Regions from separate parts of the Mus musculus genome. Here region 1 is linked to region 2. A link is a loop called in an ENCODE intact Hi-C map of the cell type or tissue named here. Cell type or tissue: left cerebral cortex. All regions are shown on one strand. Region 1 overlaps Mboat2 (membrane bound O-acyltransferase domain containing 2). Region 2 holds the start of Mboat2 (membrane bound O-acyltransferase domain containing 2).

The links. A loop is a pair of places that touch in the nucleus more often than their neighbours do. Peaks named below come from ENCODE experiments on the same cell type or tissue, not always from the same donor. Only the 100,000 strongest peaks of a DNase experiment are listed, where the experiment ranks them.
Region 1: a loop joins it to region 2, with 2.8 times the contacts of the local background. A loop is called at or near these places in 2 of 42 quality-filtered maps.

What each region holds. Positions count from the first base shown.
Region 1 is chr12:24,922,699-24,930,698 of GRCm38, forward strand. It overlaps Mboat2 (membrane bound O-acyltransferase domain containing 2), which reads left to right. Exons shown (of 13, transcript NM_026037.3): 4 at 1,501-1,596. Among named protein-coding and RNA genes, the nearest start is that of Kidins220, 48 kb to the right of the region's middle. In left cerebral cortex, no CTCF peak of the experiment used is centred here; DNase peaks (open chromatin) are centred at 3,979, 5,572 and 6,549; H3K27ac peaks cover 1,815 bases.
Region 2 is chr12:24,827,107-24,835,106 of GRCm38, forward strand. Mboat2 (membrane bound O-acyltransferase domain containing 2) reads left to right here and starts at 4,493. Exons shown (of 13, transcript NM_026037.3): 1 at 4,493-4,668. The coding sequence starts at 4,594. It overlaps 2900060N12Rik (RIKEN cDNA 2900060N12 gene), which reads right to left and starts at 4,211. Exons shown (of 3, transcript NR_166876.1): 1 at 3,714-4,211. In left cerebral cortex, a CTCF peak has its summit at 4,191; DNase peaks (open chromatin) are centred at 2,573, 3,292, 3,431, 3,773 and 2 more places; H3K4me3 peaks cover 3,127 bases; H3K27ac peaks cover 2,522 bases.

The DNA of each region.
Region 1 (8,000 bases), 96 kb after region 2:
TTTAGCATGCAATAATTTTTTTCTCTTTTTTCTTTTTCAACCCCTCCCTCCCTCTCTCTCTCTCTCTCTCTTTCTTTCTTTCTTTCTTTCTTTCTTTCTTTCTTTCTTTCTTTCTTTCTTTCTTTCTTTCTTTCTTTCTTTCTTTCTTTCTTTCTTTCTTTCTTTCAAGACAGGGTCTCTATTTAACCCTGGTTGTCCTGGAACTTGCTAGTTAGACCAGTCTGAACTCGAGTTCACAGCGACTCACTTGCCTTCTGTTCCTGCAAGCTGACATTAAATGGACTTGCCACTACACTCAGTCCCCCCACCCCCTTTCCTTTTTTTCATAGCTTTAAAGAAGTAAGTTATAAATCCACCCATTCACCTCCATGAGAAGCTTAAGACTGAGTTTAGCTAAAAAAGATAACTTTTCCCTTCGATTGCTTCTGGAACGAGTGTTTAGAAAACCCTCTGGTTTGAGAGCTGCATCTGACCATTTAGTCATAATTCCCACTTGTTATGGTTTCATATTTGACTATTTAATCCCTCTAGAGTTGTTTTCCCATGAGATAAAGGCCTAGCTTCCTCTCTCCAGCCCTACTTTTTGGTTAGTAGTGCATCTGTTTCCTGAGAGTGGGACCTGCCATTGCAGCCTTTGTCCCGTGTGGTGTTACATCCTCTAGGATATGTTTTTTTGTTTGTTTGTTTGTTTCTTTTTTTTTTCATTAATGAGTAAACTCATTTTCCATACTGTGTTTAGTTGTAATTCCATCTCACATCTTTAAGTTTATTAAAGTCACTAGCTGGTTGTAGGTGAGAGCCCCTCATCCACTCACTATAAAGGTCATGATTTTAGACTGCTGAGGGCATATTTAAAAAATCAGATTAAATTGCTAGAAAGCATAAGGCCAGAAGTCACATTCCCCAGAACCCATAAATACTGTGTGGGCATGGTATTGGCTCACCTAAAATTCAGCCACAGCAGGCAGGGAATCCCAGACCAAGCTGTCTTGCAAGACTAGCCATATCGGAGTGAGGTGTGGATGTGATGGAGGGACCATGCCACCACGAGGAAGGAAGGAAGAAGGATGGGGGAAGATGACTCCAGCTCTGATCTTAGTGTCTCTAAGCACTCGAACACACTAGTGTCTGCACACATGCAAAAGCATGCACACATGTATGACATAAATGGGGGAAATCTAGCTAAGAATCGTGTAATGTATATGGAAGCAGGGGCTGAGGAATTAAAGCTGTCACCAGTAATCACATTTTTTATGTTCATGGCTTTCACTTGTCTTAATTTTGTGTGTGTGTCTGTCTTTCAGAATAAGATTGAAGAGCAGCCGTGGTCAGTTTCATCTTCAGTTTGTCCCCCATATTAGGAAAGAGTTCTCATAACCTGTTATTTGTAGGGTAGACTTACTGTTTGACTGTTGAACCATGTGAAGTAGTGCATTTCTTGACAATGTACCGTTAAGAAGATGAGCATCCCCACTAATGCGGCTTATCTTTGTTTTGCAGATGTTGCTTTGTGTTTGCTTTGGGATACCTCTCAGTGTGTCAGATTACTAGAGTCTATATCTTTGATTATGGACAATATTCTGCTGATTTTTCAGGGTAAGATTAAAACTTGATTCAGTGACCTCTTTTATCTATTCTAACATAGTGGTTAAAAATACAGACTATAATTTCATTTAGTACGTCCAATGGAAAGCTGTTAAACATTTGTAATACTGAATAAGTCACAGAGATAACCTGAGCCTTTAAATTGCCTTGTATAAACGTTCTAAATATAGAGCAGTTAGACTCTTAACATGGCATTGTGGGATTGAAAGAAGTTTTTTAATCTAATAGGAATTTTTGCAAGCATTTATAAGTATTGAAGGCCACCCCCCTCCACCAGGTACTTTCTCTCTATTTAGCCCTCTCTCCTTCCTTTCTCTCCTTCCCTCCCTGCTCCCCTCCCTCCGGGGAGTAGTGGAACTCACTTCTGGCCTTTGTTTCTTCAGAGAGAATGCATTTCCCCCTTGGCACTGAGCAGCCTCCTTATCCTGTGAGGAAGGCAAAGGAGCACTGGGAGATAAGTGCAGTACCAGCTCCTGTCTTTGTAAAGAAACATGGGTCCTGCCGTGCGGGGTTCAGGTGGGCATCAGGACACTTCACACTTTACCTCACACCCCCGCAGCTTTCTCCCCTGAAGGAGAGGGGTTGCCTTTTCCAGTCTTGAGCCATCTGGGAAGTATCAAAATGCATAAAACATACAATTTGAAGATAAGCAAGTTAGGAAAGAAATCATATTTCTGGTGATAGAAATTGGCCAAGTTATTTGAGAAAAATTACCTGTAAAAGGGAGAATTTTAAAGGATAGAGTGTCTTTTCCTCCCTTATTCCTTCCTTCCTTACTCTATGTAAGGTAGATTTTATTATATTGATTTTAAAAATAAGCTCGAATGAAAGCAAGTTGTGTCCCCAAATAAGAAACAACACCAAGCCAAAACAGATGACATATGTGAAAGAAGAAAGGAAGAAAAAGGAAAGATAGAGAAACACTGGGCAGAAGTAGAGTGCAGGGATGAGGACCAGAGCAGCAGCTCATCTCTAAACACAGATGTTCCTACAGCATCAGCACATAGTGGGCTCGCTGTGAATCAGCACATAGTGGGCTCGCTGTGAATCAGAGGGAGTGGCCCAGCTCCCATGTTGTCACCATGGTGGGGTGAGGTTGGGAACCAGCTATGAACCAACCGATCAGAGTCTCTAGAAAGCGGACCCATGCTAAGAATAGCCGCTGAAAGCTGGCCATGCCAGACAGTAAATATTCACCCAGAGCTATGGATCCCAGCACCCAGGTTCTGTCTGCAGGTCCCAGGCATGTCAAGCAGTGAGAACCCTGAATCCTCCAGTCTGGGTGTCCCTATTCACTCCATATAAAGAGAGTTCCTTTCTCTCTCTTTTTAACTCTAGTACTTTAACCTAACCAAACTGATTGGGTTTTAGACCCTTCTGGGTCAGTATTAGTAGACGTCCTTGGGACTCGGACCTCACAGGACCCTCACAGTTGTTACTGTTTCACCTCCCTTATCTGCTACTCCAAACCCTTGCTACTTTCTACTCCCTTTACATAACATCTTTCTAGGCTATGTAGCACTCATAGGCTGTTGTCAAAACAACTGCCTTCACGGTGGATTAACATAAAGGTTTATTCTCACATTACAGTCCATCGGGGAGGGAGCCTCTGCTTCCCAGGCTGTGAGGAAGGAGGATGGGGGGGAGTAATGGGCCAGATCAGAGAGGGGGGAGGGGGAGGGGGAGGGTAATGATTTTTTCAAAGTTATTTATGATGTGACTTCAGCAGTATTTTGTTGAAATTGATAAATATTTCTGTATAATTTTAAATGTCTATAGGAAAAAAAACGGTGTAGCATTTTTAAGGTAGACCACCTGTTTATAATAATCCCAGTTAAGAGAATCATTTTTAACCACTGGAGGAAGCATTTGACCATGATTAGTAAACTAATAGAGATTGGATACAGAATTGAGCTAAGTGAAGCAAGCTTCCCCAGGCAGCTCGCAGCCAAAGAACTTGTTCTTTTTTTTTTCTTTAACCTGTTCACTTTTCACTTTACGTCCTGCTCACTGCCCCCTTCCTAGTAACCCCCTTCCCACGACCCTTTCCCCCATTTTGCCCTCTCCTTCTCCTCTTTTTAAAGTGGACCTCCTAGAAAAGAGCAGCCTATAGGCCAGTGCTCCCTGGTAAGGGACAAGGGGAGGGGACAGCAGGGGGTAGAAGAAGGGCCATCCTGTAGATTAGGACAAGTGTCATTGCTCTTCAAAGTGTGAGTGTCTGGAGGAAGCACAAGAAAGGGAGGCCTGGGCTCTTGCTGAGGAATTACGTTTTCATCTCTTGAATGAGACTAGAAGAGGGATGATGGAGTGGGATGAAGATGGAGTGGGAGAGTGGAGGGAGGCGAGAGAGAGTGGGTGAGTGTGTGTGTATATGTACAGATCCTTGTATAATGTTAGGTTCAGGATTTCTTCTGATAAAAGACTGTCCTATTATTAGAAGTTTCTAGTTGCAGAAAAGTTAGAAAGCCACTGAAGTCGTGAGGTCTCGCCTCAGCTTTAGAAACGCGATGCAAGAAAAGTAGGAAATGATTAGTATCTCTGTTGGAAATAACTTAAAGATGTAATAGGAAAAAAAGAAGAGCCTCTTTCAAAAGCAGCTGTGAAATGCCCAGGAATGTGTCTGAGATGAAATGGACTGGGCCTTGAAGATAGCTGTAAAATCTCACTTAGAGATCTGAACTTGAGAAACAGCCTGCCTGTATAAATACAGTGTTACCAGTAAGAAAGTGGATATGCAGAGTTGGTAACAAAAGTTTTATCTTATTGTGCTGAGGGTCATCACACAAAGTTCACAACTATGATCCTAAGCCTGTCTCCCCAGGTCTGCTCACATCTCAGCTGAAGGTCAGGTCCAGTATCTGACAGAAGGCTCTGATTTAAGTCAGGAGCCTAGGTGAGACTCTAGCCACAGGGCAGATCAAGGTGGGGTCTCTACACGTGTGCAGAGCGTTGCTCTTGGTCTCTGCTTGTATACTGTCCAGTGGACATCATGGGCCTGCATCTGGTTACCTTGAGTGAGTGATGTCACTGGGTTTGGGTTATCAGATACATCCTTGGGTAGTTGGACTCCTGACTAAGCTATTTTTATGTGTCTTAAAGGCATTTCTTACTATGCTTGTCCAAGATAGCCAAACCTACTAATTCTTCTCAAGTTATACTGGTACCTTAATGCAGTCATTTGCCTAGAGATGCTGAGTGTAGACTAAGTTTATAATCCCAATGACAATCCCCATGGGACACAGAGGCAGGAGGGTGGTCATAGGTTTGAGACCAGCATGGTCTACATAGCAAGTTCTAGGCCAGCTAGGGTACAGTAAGACCCTAAAAAGCCAACTCACAATGAAGTACAACCAAAAGAATAAATGCTTGAGAGCAGTGATCACCCTCCTCAGACAGCAAGGAGACCGCTTAGGCAATCGGGATAGATACTAGAAATAAGAAGAGCGCAGCAAGGCCAATGAGATGGCTCAGTGGGTAAAGGTGCTTGCTGCCAAGGCTGATGGCCTGGGTTTGATTCTCAGGGCCCACATGGGAGAATGAGATGCAGCTCCGATGCGCTGCCTCTAAGCCGATCTGCATGCCCTCCATCCCAATAAGTAAATACAGAAAATATGCAGAAGAGCAGTTGTGGGATCATAACTCAGTGGGGACATCCTGGCTTATTTCTTTAAATAACTATATTGGGCATTTGTGACGTGAAGAGGAAAGAAAGCCCTTGCCTCTTGTGAATGAATAAATTGCAGGAGGCAAGAACCGTGTTCTCGCTGGAATCAGATCTGTGTTGCTAAAAGGATCGCTCAATGTGTCCACCGCAAAACAGACACACAAGGGGGTGCGTGTGGAATAATTCCCATTCAAATCGAAGGCTGTGTCTTACAGCGAGGCATATAATATCAGCTGCTGAGTGGGTGTTGGCCTGCCAGCTGGTCTCCTGTGTCCCCTGGCTAAGGCTGACTGAGCATGCCCAATGCGTTTGGTAGGGCTTTTGTGGAAGCCTGTTCTTTTCGAGCAGAGGCAGGGACAGACGTGGCCTAAACGCTGCAGGTGTGATTGCCATTTTTGCCTCCCCATCTTGAGAAGCCTTATTGGAGTCCAGAGTCTAATTTTAGACATGTTTTTGTGTTCTGTGGAATGAGTCATGAAGGCCGCTAGCTGTTCTTTATAATCCTCCTCACACGGTGCCCAGTAACTGTGTGTAAATAGGGTGATGTGGAATAATCAGCCACGGGGGACTTTGCACCTCCAGCTCTGGGGGGGTCTTCCTGGGGGAGTGTCTCCCAGCCCTTGACCTACATTGGACTACAGGAAGCATCCTGTCTTGCTGCTCCTGCATTTGTCACCACAGGAGTAAACAAACTAGAGCCGCGGGGACTCTGTTGGCTGCTCCCTGCCCCGCCTGAGCTGAGTGGATTCTGGGGGCAGCATGGTAGAACGTATCAGGATCACCTCCTTCACTCCGGTCTGCAGACCCTGCCTGAATTGCTCCAGCCAGCATCCAGGCCACTCTCCTCTGCACCTTCTTCTCTCTGCACCTTGTTCTCCTGTGCCTTCTTCCTTTACCCTCCTGTTTGGAGCACCCTTGTTCAGACTTGGAGCATCTGCTTGTTCAAACCCCAGAGGAAATGATTGGGGTCTTCTCTCTCGGCTCTCTGAAGTCTCTGTCATCTAGACATTTATTCAAATATCACTCATTAAGGTAGCTGCGATAACTCCCCTTTATCCATGGGAGCTGGTTTAAACCACAGGGGACTCCACGTATCATGGCAATTAATCCTGTTTGTACTGTTTTTCTGTGTACACATAGCCACAGTAAGCCTGCACATTCACAGAAAGAAGCTGCTTCCCTTTGGCATGGCCGAGCCACTGTGTTTCCACTTCAGGGCTCTTGTTAAGTGCTACCCAGGCCCGGGCACTCGGGTACTGCGACAGTTGCTCTGATGGCTGAGACGGCTTCTACAGGGCTGATGGGTAACAGCATACTCAGCAGGGTGGGCCGGAGAAATAGTGATTTGTGACCACAGTGGAACAGAATGGAATCCACAAGGTGCTACTCACAGAAGCATAAAATGTAAAACAGGGGAGTGTTTCCAGAATTTTTCATTTTATGTGTTCAGACTGTGGTTGGCTGGAGACCATAAAAACTATGGAAAGCAAAACCGTGTGTGTGTATGTGTGTGTTGTGTATATGTGTGTGTGTGTGTTGTGTGTATGTGTGTGTGTTGTGTATATGTGTGTGTGGTGTGTGTGTATGAGCATGTGTGTGTATGTGTGTGTTGTGTGTGTGTATGTGTTGTGTGTGTATGTGTGTGTGTGGTGTGTGTGTGTATGAGCATGTGTGTGTGTTGTGTATATGTGTGTGTTGTGTATATGTGTGTTTTATGTGTGTATGAGCATGTGTGTGTATGTGTGTTGTGTGTGTGTGTTGTGTATATGTGTGTTTTGTGTGTGTATGAGCATGTGTGTGTATGTGTGTTGTGTGTGTGTATGTGTGTATATGTATGTGTGTGTATGTGTGTTGTGTGTCTGTATGAGCACATGTGTGTATGTGTGTGTATATGTGTGTGTATGAGCACATGTGTGTATGTGTGTGTATATGTGTGTTGTGTGTATATGTGTGTGTGTTGTGTGTGTGTACGAGCACATGTGTGTATGTGTGTGTATGTGTGTGTGTGTGAGTGTGTGTATGTCTGTGCACACCTGTGTATCTCTTGGTCCTGGCAGGAAGCATCTTCAGAAACAACACTTCCCATTTGGTTATTGTGCCCCTTCAACACCTTGTGCCTGAAGCAGTCTTCATATTTGGTAGGTGACGGTGTGACTGCATGACTGTGAGAGAGGTTCAGCTTTTGGAGGGCTGTGCTGTGTCTCAGGTGCTGTGTAAGGGACTGGCGATGTTACTTTATTTAATCCACATGGTTGTCACTATCCTTTCCACATTAGAGTCAGTACCTGCCTTGAGAAATATTAAAGAGTTCCCCCTTCCACTGCCACGGTAGAGGGCAGTCAGGATTTATGGGTTTGAAATTTTTAATTATGTTCTGTTAATTTGTGTGTGTGTGTGCACATGTTCGTGTGTGCATACATGTGCATGAACGTTAGAGAAGTACAGATTACAGATGGCAGGAGTCAGTTCTCTCCTCCTCCATGTGGGACCTGGGAACCAAACTCAGGGCATTAGACTTGGTGGCAGATTAACCACTGAGCCAAGTTGCTGGCCCATTTTGTGAATTTTGCTCCATATAGCCAGCTGGCTTGTTCCCCATGTTCCAATCCATTGTCTAATCAGCATCTTGCATAAAACACACTCAGTGTAGACTCCTGGATCTCTCACCTGTTGCTCTGGTGTCCCTTACCCTTGTCAGGAACCTTGGTAGCATCTGGTCTGAAACCCTGCC
Region 2 (8,000 bases):
AGAGCCAGGACCTTTGCTGCATGGGACATCTCTTGTTCAGTCTTCCTTTGTTATTTCATAATTGCAGGATATTAGGTCTTAGAGGTTAACGTTCCCAGGTTAAGCTTACTGTGAGTGCTAAAGGGTGCCATCCAGTTAGCCAACCTTATTATGTACGTAGTTTAACGGCATTCATCTTGAAGTGATTCCAGGATATATAGAGTATAAAATACGCAAAATAATTGCCCAAGAGCTCCACTTTCATGACACATACCATTTTTATACAACAAAAGCAGCTTGGCAGATTATTCATTTCTTCTGAATGGTTTATTCAAAGTTAAAAATAAGTTGAGAAGGGAACATTTTATTGTAGCAATCTTTAATTATCATAGCCATTTCCATTTTCAGAGGCAAGGGCAAGGGAACACTGCTACCCTGTCACTTGTCACCCAAAAAACGCTGCTTGGTACTTCGGCTTTGGCTGAAGTTAGTAACCCTAGTTAAAGATGTGATTTCTATTTTAAGTCCTCTTTACCACTTGAAGTTATTTTTAGAGTTAAAATAATAGTAATATCTTTAAAAATCCAGTCTATTATTAATTCCAAGCTCACAATCACTCTTTACTATTGTAAAGTAGGACAGTTAGCATTATTTACCCTTAACAATGGGAAGCTTAGGGCAGAAAAAGAACTTAAGTGAACTTCTAAAATTCACAGCTATTTGCTGTAATATTTAGGAATAAATTTTAGGTCCTTTGTCTGCCAACTAAGCTTCTGTGTCTTCTAGAAGGAACATTGTGTGTGTGTGTGTGTGTGTGTGTGTGTGTGTGTGTGTGTGTGTGTTTTAACATTAAAAACTGACCTAACCTGGTACTTTGTATTACTCTACTGTCTCATATACATGATGATTTTGCCTTTTGATTATAAGTACCATTTATTTATTTATTTTACAACATCCACACAGTTCCCTGAACACAGTAAGACAGCACTCAATAAATGATTTTAAGAGTTAGGGACATGGGGATTGCTGTCATAGGTTGGCTAGCTGAGGCAGGACAATGAAGAATTACATATAATTCATTCAGTTCTCTCTCATTTAAAGGCTCCTAGTCAAATTAGCAGATACTAGTGGGGAGGCCTCTATCCACTTTATATTCTCATCACTGGTTCTTAACTCAAAATGTTAACTCAACAATCTACTTCCTTATTAAAGACATAAAGATGGAGTATTTTAAAATTTAAGGTGTAGTTGACAAAATATCTGTATTTATAGTATATCACATGATGTCTTAATACATGTATATAGTGAAACTCAGTTAAATCCAGATGCAATAGTTTCATAGGAGAGAAACATTTTTCATTTTTAGAATTACATTAAATTTCTTGAATGGTTAATTTAATACATCAACTTCACTGGGTTGATGAAGGACTGGACAGATAGTAAAATAGTATTTCTGAATGTGTCTATAAGGATGTTTATAGAAAAGATTATTTTTTGAATTGGTAGACTGTGTAAGGAAAATTGCTTTCTTCAGTGTGGGTGGTATCATGATTGAACTGAAAACAAAACAAAACAAAACAAAACAAACCCTCAAAGGTAGAGGAAGAAAAATCTGTTTAAGCTGGGACATCCATATCAACAATTGTGTCAACACTGGTGCAGCTGTCGTTCAGATTCTGAGGGAGTAACAGCTCTTCTGGTCATTAGGCCTTTAGATTTGGACTGGACCTATATACCACGTGCGCTCCTGACTGCTTTGCATAAGGCTTCTATGTCTTTATCATCTCAAGCCAGTTCCTTATAACATACTTTCTTCTATATCTTTTTGTAGATCCTGATTGGTCTATTTTTCTGGAGAATTCTGACTAATGTGGTTGTTTCTAAATGTTACAATGTAACACAGTTGTAAGCTTTTTGTACACAATATTATTACTTCTTTTCTTATATAAGGAAAGTGAGGTTAAAAAGGCTCCAAAATTGGCTAGTAAGTAGTGAAGACAGAAAACAAAACAAAACAAAAACCAACCAACCAACCAACCAAACAAACAAAAAAACCCCAACCAAAACCAAGATCTCCTGACTCTAAAATCTAAGCTATTATTATAGGCCAAGATACTTGACCTATACTCTGACATAAAATTTCTCAGATGGCTCAAATCTTTCCCATTCTAGATGTTAAAATAAATAATTTCATAAAGTTATAACAGGCACCTAAAAGACAGTTTCTGCTAAAAAGTACTTATCTCTCACTTGGGCTGACACAAGGAAACCAAAAGCAGGAGGAAAGCCTGGCACCTCTGCCTTCATTTTTAAAATCTGGCTCCTTTACTTGGGGTCAGAAACCTACTTAACGCTACAGGAAAGGATGCTAATCATTCAGAGAATATCTAAAAACGGGCAACAATTACTTCATCTCCACTCAAGGCTGAAGGCACAATAAACTGTCAACTTTTACAACGTCTCGTTCCAGACCTCCTAAAAAGTGTCCGACTGTCTCCAGTCCTAGTCCTAATCCTCCATAGGCATTACTGACTCCAGGAACACAGAGCCTAGCAGACAGTTCATCCCATGACATCACCCTAAAGTGACCTGATTGTCCCACCAAGCAATAAGGCCAGGGGATGACAGGTTAACACCAGAGTCAGGTCTCTATTAAAGGAGTCACCCTCAATAAAAACTATGTTCTGTCTTTTTCTAAAAGAATAATCTGGCCTCACAGAATTCCTTTGGTAGACAGTATTTGTTCTAGGATTGTATCTTATGCTGCCTACTTTAGGTTGCAATATGTTTCTAACACCCACTTTTTAAGGTTTTAAAATGGTATTTTAATTTTTCCCTTCAGTTTATATGTTCAGCCACCTGTACACTTTCTCAACACGTCCCTAAAGGGGGGGGGGGGAGGAGACAGAGACAAAGAGGTCCTCGATCCAAGGTTATATTAATAGAGAGGTCCAGACTTGGGACTATTTTAGGAAGTAGATTATTGGACAGGTTTGATTTCTAATTGGTCCCAGCTAGTTGGAACACAATATTAAGAGTGAAAGATCTCAATTATTTTCTCCCCATCCTCTAAAAGACTACCTTACTAGGACTCAGCTGTTCACCCAGAGAATATTAGCAGCAAGAGACTATCCCAACTAAATTCAATAACCCCCTTTTCAGAGAGAGCTGAGTCCACAGCCAGGTTTCCTGAAGCACTACTTGCCCGCTCTTACTACTGAAGCCTCTAGAGTGGTCCTTGAGGAAGTGCTGTACCTAGTAGTTGATGGCTATTCTGGAGTGGGTGTTAAACCTGAGAATGAAGAGGGCCTTGTCTTTAAGAGGTCAAAACTGGGGCTAAATTAGTTGGATCTCAGGCCCCCCCCCCCCCCACACACTGTTATTTAGCTCTTGGTTAAGTTATGTAATTTTTCTGGAATTCAATTTCCTTGCTAGATTGAGGGTGGTTACAATACCTGCCTCACATGGTTGTTGTGGGGACTCACATAAGTCTACCTTTAAAAGCAGTGTTAGCAGCACATTTAAACCCCCGCCCCCCTTTAAATATTAGTTTCCAAATCCTTGGATTTTGAGAGGACGATGCTGGCATTTTCCAGGTGTTCCCATGGCTAGTTTAAAGGGTAAGAGATCACATTTGTAGGGCTGACACACTAACTGCCCTCCTGGAATGGAGGTGTGGACACAGCAGAATTCACATCTGGCAGAGAGGCTCGCAGGCACGAAGGGATGCTTACCAGCAGCCTTTCCTTTGAGGAGGCGGGGCCTTTACATGCCGGCCGCTGGCTACCCAGGCTTTCCCTCGGGCGCTGCCCAGGTCCGACCTGTTTCCCTCTCAGCTGGATGCGCGGTGAGGGCATCGTCCCAGCGCGGCCGATCAGGCCCAGGTGGGCGGCGGGTGAGGTAGGACCACCCGGCTTTCCGCAAGTTTGGGCAGCCCAGGAGACAAAGGCACTTTCTGCTTTGGGGTTCTTGTAGCGCGTCTCCCTGAAGCTCCCAGCCCCCTACCTTTGTTCCCAACTTCCCCCGGCGCTGCAACTCTTTGTCTGGCCGCCACCCCGAGCCCCTTTGTTGTCCACCGTCACTGCCAGTGAGGGGTGGGGACGGCGCCCACCATTCCTGAGAAAGGAAGTGAGCAGAGGCGGAGGCAAAGCCGCCCTCACACGCCCCCACCAGCTAGCCTGACTCTCGGTCGCCCTCGGGCGACAGCCATGGTCGAGCCTCAGCCCCTCGCTGGGGTCCTCAGCACGGAGGAGGGGCGCGGCGAGGCCAGCGTCCTCTGATTGGCTGTGGGAGTCGGGGCGCCGCGACGCCATTGGACCGCGGAGCTGTCTGGCGCACGAGTGCGCGAGGTGGGGAGGGGGCTCTGGAAGCTGCTGGAAATCGGGCCGCCCGGCGGCGTGAGGGGGCCGCGCGGCTGGGTGGGCGGGGCGCCCAGCAGTGGGCGGGGCCACTAACTCCGCCCACTGCCCCTCCCCGCGCGGCTGCTCCGACCGCGGGCGGCCGAGGGGCGGGCGCGCCGCTGCATCCCCATCCTCGGCGTAGCTCGGCACAGAGCGAGCAAGCAAGCAAGCGGCGCCTGGCCGGAGCGAGCGGACGCAGCGCCGAGGCCCGGCCATGGCCACCACCAGCACCACGGGCTCCACCCTGCTGCAGCCCCTCAGCAACGCCGTGCAACTGCCCATCGATCAGGTACCGGCGTCCGGGGCGTCGTGCCCTGGCCGCCTCTGCCGGCCGCGGTGCCACCCGGGCGGGAGCAGGGTGGGGGCTGGGGCCGGGACCGCCGTGCCCGGCGCCCGGCGGGGCGGGGGCGCGCGGCTGGCCTTGTCCCCTCGGCTGTCGCTCCGGCTGGTGCCTCTGTGCCCACCCAGCCTCCCATCGCCGCCCGGGCGGGGGTGGGCGCGGGCGGAGGCTCGGCGACAGCCCGCCGGGGAGGGCTAGACAGACGTGCGCGCGTGCATGCTGTCGCTGCCGGGCCACCGGGCGTCGGACCCGGGAGTCCCGGGACCGGTGGACCTGGCACTGCTGCGGGTTATCGGGAGACTAAGAATGGTTTGGGTGCCGAGTGCCCAGGACACGGCGTGGATGGACGAGGCTTAAGCTCTTCTGCACTTGGGGACAGTTTGCATTGAAGTGTGGCTCAATAGACGGAGAGGCAACAGTTTGGGGGAAGACAGGTTATGAAGAGAAGTCAACGTGACTTCACGATGCTAGGGTTTCTGGTGAAAAAGTTGCAGCTGTGGATAGGAGCAGCCATCCTACCCCCTCACCCTACCCCCAGAGAAGCTTTTGACACTAGGGAAGGCTGGCATTTAAATGAGGCCAGTCGAATTTGATTGTTTAAAGGGCCTCAGGATTACTGAAATAAACAGCATTGGGATGGAGAAAGCAGCGCCATTTTTATTGAGCAAAGGAACTTTGGAAGTATGTCCTGAGAAAGGTCTGGGAAAGTTGTTGGTGGGGTATGGTTAGATAGCTGGTCTAGCTCCAGTACTGAAGGAAATTGACTTTGGAAATTCAGCCTAACATTATTTCTGATCTGGAGGTGTTTGCACTTCCAAGGGCTATGGGCTCAGCTTGAGTAGCTGCTAGTGGTATCTTAAGGTTTGCATGTAAAACACAAGATTCCTCTCTGGACTTGAGCTGGAGGTGACACCTGAGCTGAACACTGTGTGCTCCAGGCTTTGTGCTTCACTGTTTAAAATAAAATATACTGAGTTACCTCAAAGGAGGGTTAAACCGTCCTGCTCAGTGTTCTGATCTGACTTCTTTCCTTTATTCCTCTCATAACTTTTCGATTAATAGTGAAATACCTGTTCTCCACACAGCTTACACAGCGGTTGTGGTGTGTGTCATGCTAATAGATTATAAGAGTGCCCCAAGTGGAATGATTCCTTTAATTCACAGAATTAGTCTTTGTTTATTAAGTTGATAATAATCAAAGGCTTTGGATACTCTCAGTTCTGTGGAGGAGTCTCACTATTTCCTAAGTGGAATCATGGCACCTGACCTCTAGGTGTGTGTTACACTTCTGACTTCAATAGGTTGTTCCCAGCCTACCAGTGCAGGTAGGGCAGGATCTTCTTGCTAATGAGAAACGTGTGTGTGTGTGTGTGTGTGTGTGTGTGTGTGTGTGTGTGTGTCCTTTACCTTTTTATTCTTTTGGTGAGGCAAATGATTGTGTATTCTCTCTGCCATAGCCCTATTAAGCTAATTCTTTTAAACTTCTATAAAGGATCATAACTTTTAAAAGTAATCTAATATCAATAAGCTCCTTTAAACATCTCAGCAGTCCAGAGAAAGTTCTTTGTGGAACTGAAGTGAGCAAGCAATCCAGGGAAGGTGACCTGAGTTAAGACTGACTTTATCAGCTAGAGGTCTTGTCTCTTGTGTCTTAGATAATCTGCATCTTCTGGTATACGCTTGAAGTCTGTAGAGCCCGAGTTTATATGGCCATTTGTGTAAGACAGTTGTTTGCTCTGTGATAAGCAAGTCTTAGGAATATTGGGTTAATCCATACAATCTGTACTTTTCACAGCAATAATTATTTCTGTGAATACCAAAGAATCTTCATGATGATACTCTTGGAGTAGTTAACATTGTAAAATTAGACAGACATTTTAGAATTAAGCCAATCAGAAACATTTCCTAACACATGAACAGTTGAATCCATGTTGAAAGAAAGCCTAAGACTTGGCTGTAGTCAAATAATGTAATTCTATAGGAAAGAAAAAAGACAAGCCAGGAAGTTTATAACTTGCTATGTGTTCACTTGGTGTGTGCCAATTTACACTGTTTAGAAAAATTAGGAAATTATAAAAGCAGTTGTTTTAGGAAGTAATAAAATGTGAACTTTTTACTATTGTATTGACTTGGCACACTGAGAACCTAGTGCCCTTGCTGCTGAAGTAACAGGAGGAAGAAGTGTGCTGTCAGGCAAAGCAAAGGAACTGGAGATCTTGCCTTAGGCTGGAGAATCTTTATCTTTGCTAAGAATTACAGAGTGACCTTGAAGTAGCTGAAGTGGTGCTCTGTAGTCTTTAAATGAAATTAAAGCATGAAATAGTGGTATCTGGGAGATTATGAGATCTTTAAGATAGGAAGTACCTGGCCCCCCGGCGTTTTGCTCTTTAGGGCCTGTTTTCCAAGTGACTTCCTTCCTAGTATAATTCTGAAGGTCTGTAGAAAGGAATGTGTGGAGGTGTGGTTTGAGAGAGGAGCCATCTTGAGGACCAGTTGTGCCAAAGAAAAGGAGCAATTGTGTGAGTCCCAGGCGAGATCAGGTGTCTCCATATCACGGGGCTTCTGTTCCTTATAAGTTGCTGATGTGGGGTTTTAGACTCCAGAGCAAGTACCAAAATGAAACTAAGAATAATGTCACTGATGATCAACCTATATATATATTTTTTTCTTGTTTCTTTTTCTTTCTTTCTTTCTTTCTTTCTTTCTTTCTTTCTTTCTTTCTTTCTTTCTTTCTTTCTTTCTTTCTTTCTTTCTTTCTTTCTTTCTTTCTTTCTTTCTTTCTTTCTTTCTTTCTTTCTTTCTTTCTTTCTTTCTTTCTTTCTTTCTTTCTTTCTTTCTTTTTTTTTTTGAGACAGGGTTTCTCTGTATAGCCCTGGCAGTCCTGGAACTCACTTTGTAGACCAGGCTAGCCTCGAACTCAGAAATCCACCTGCCTCTGCCTCCCAAGTGCTGGGATTAAATGCGTGCACCACCACGCCCGGCAACCTATATATTTTTTTCTTTTTTTTTCTTTTTTTTTTAAAGATTTATTTATTTATTATATGTAAGTATACTGTAGTTGTCTTCAGACACACCAGAAGAGGGTGTCAGATTTCGTTATGGATGGTTGTGAGCCACCATGTGGTTGCTGGGATTTGAACTCCAGACTTTTGGAAGAGCAGTCAGTGCTCTTAACCGCTGAGCCATCTCACCAGCCCCCTATATATTTTTTTCAACATCTTATATTATCTATTACATTTGCTTGGCCTTGCTCTGAGTTATCATGAGATTGCTTTCTAGTT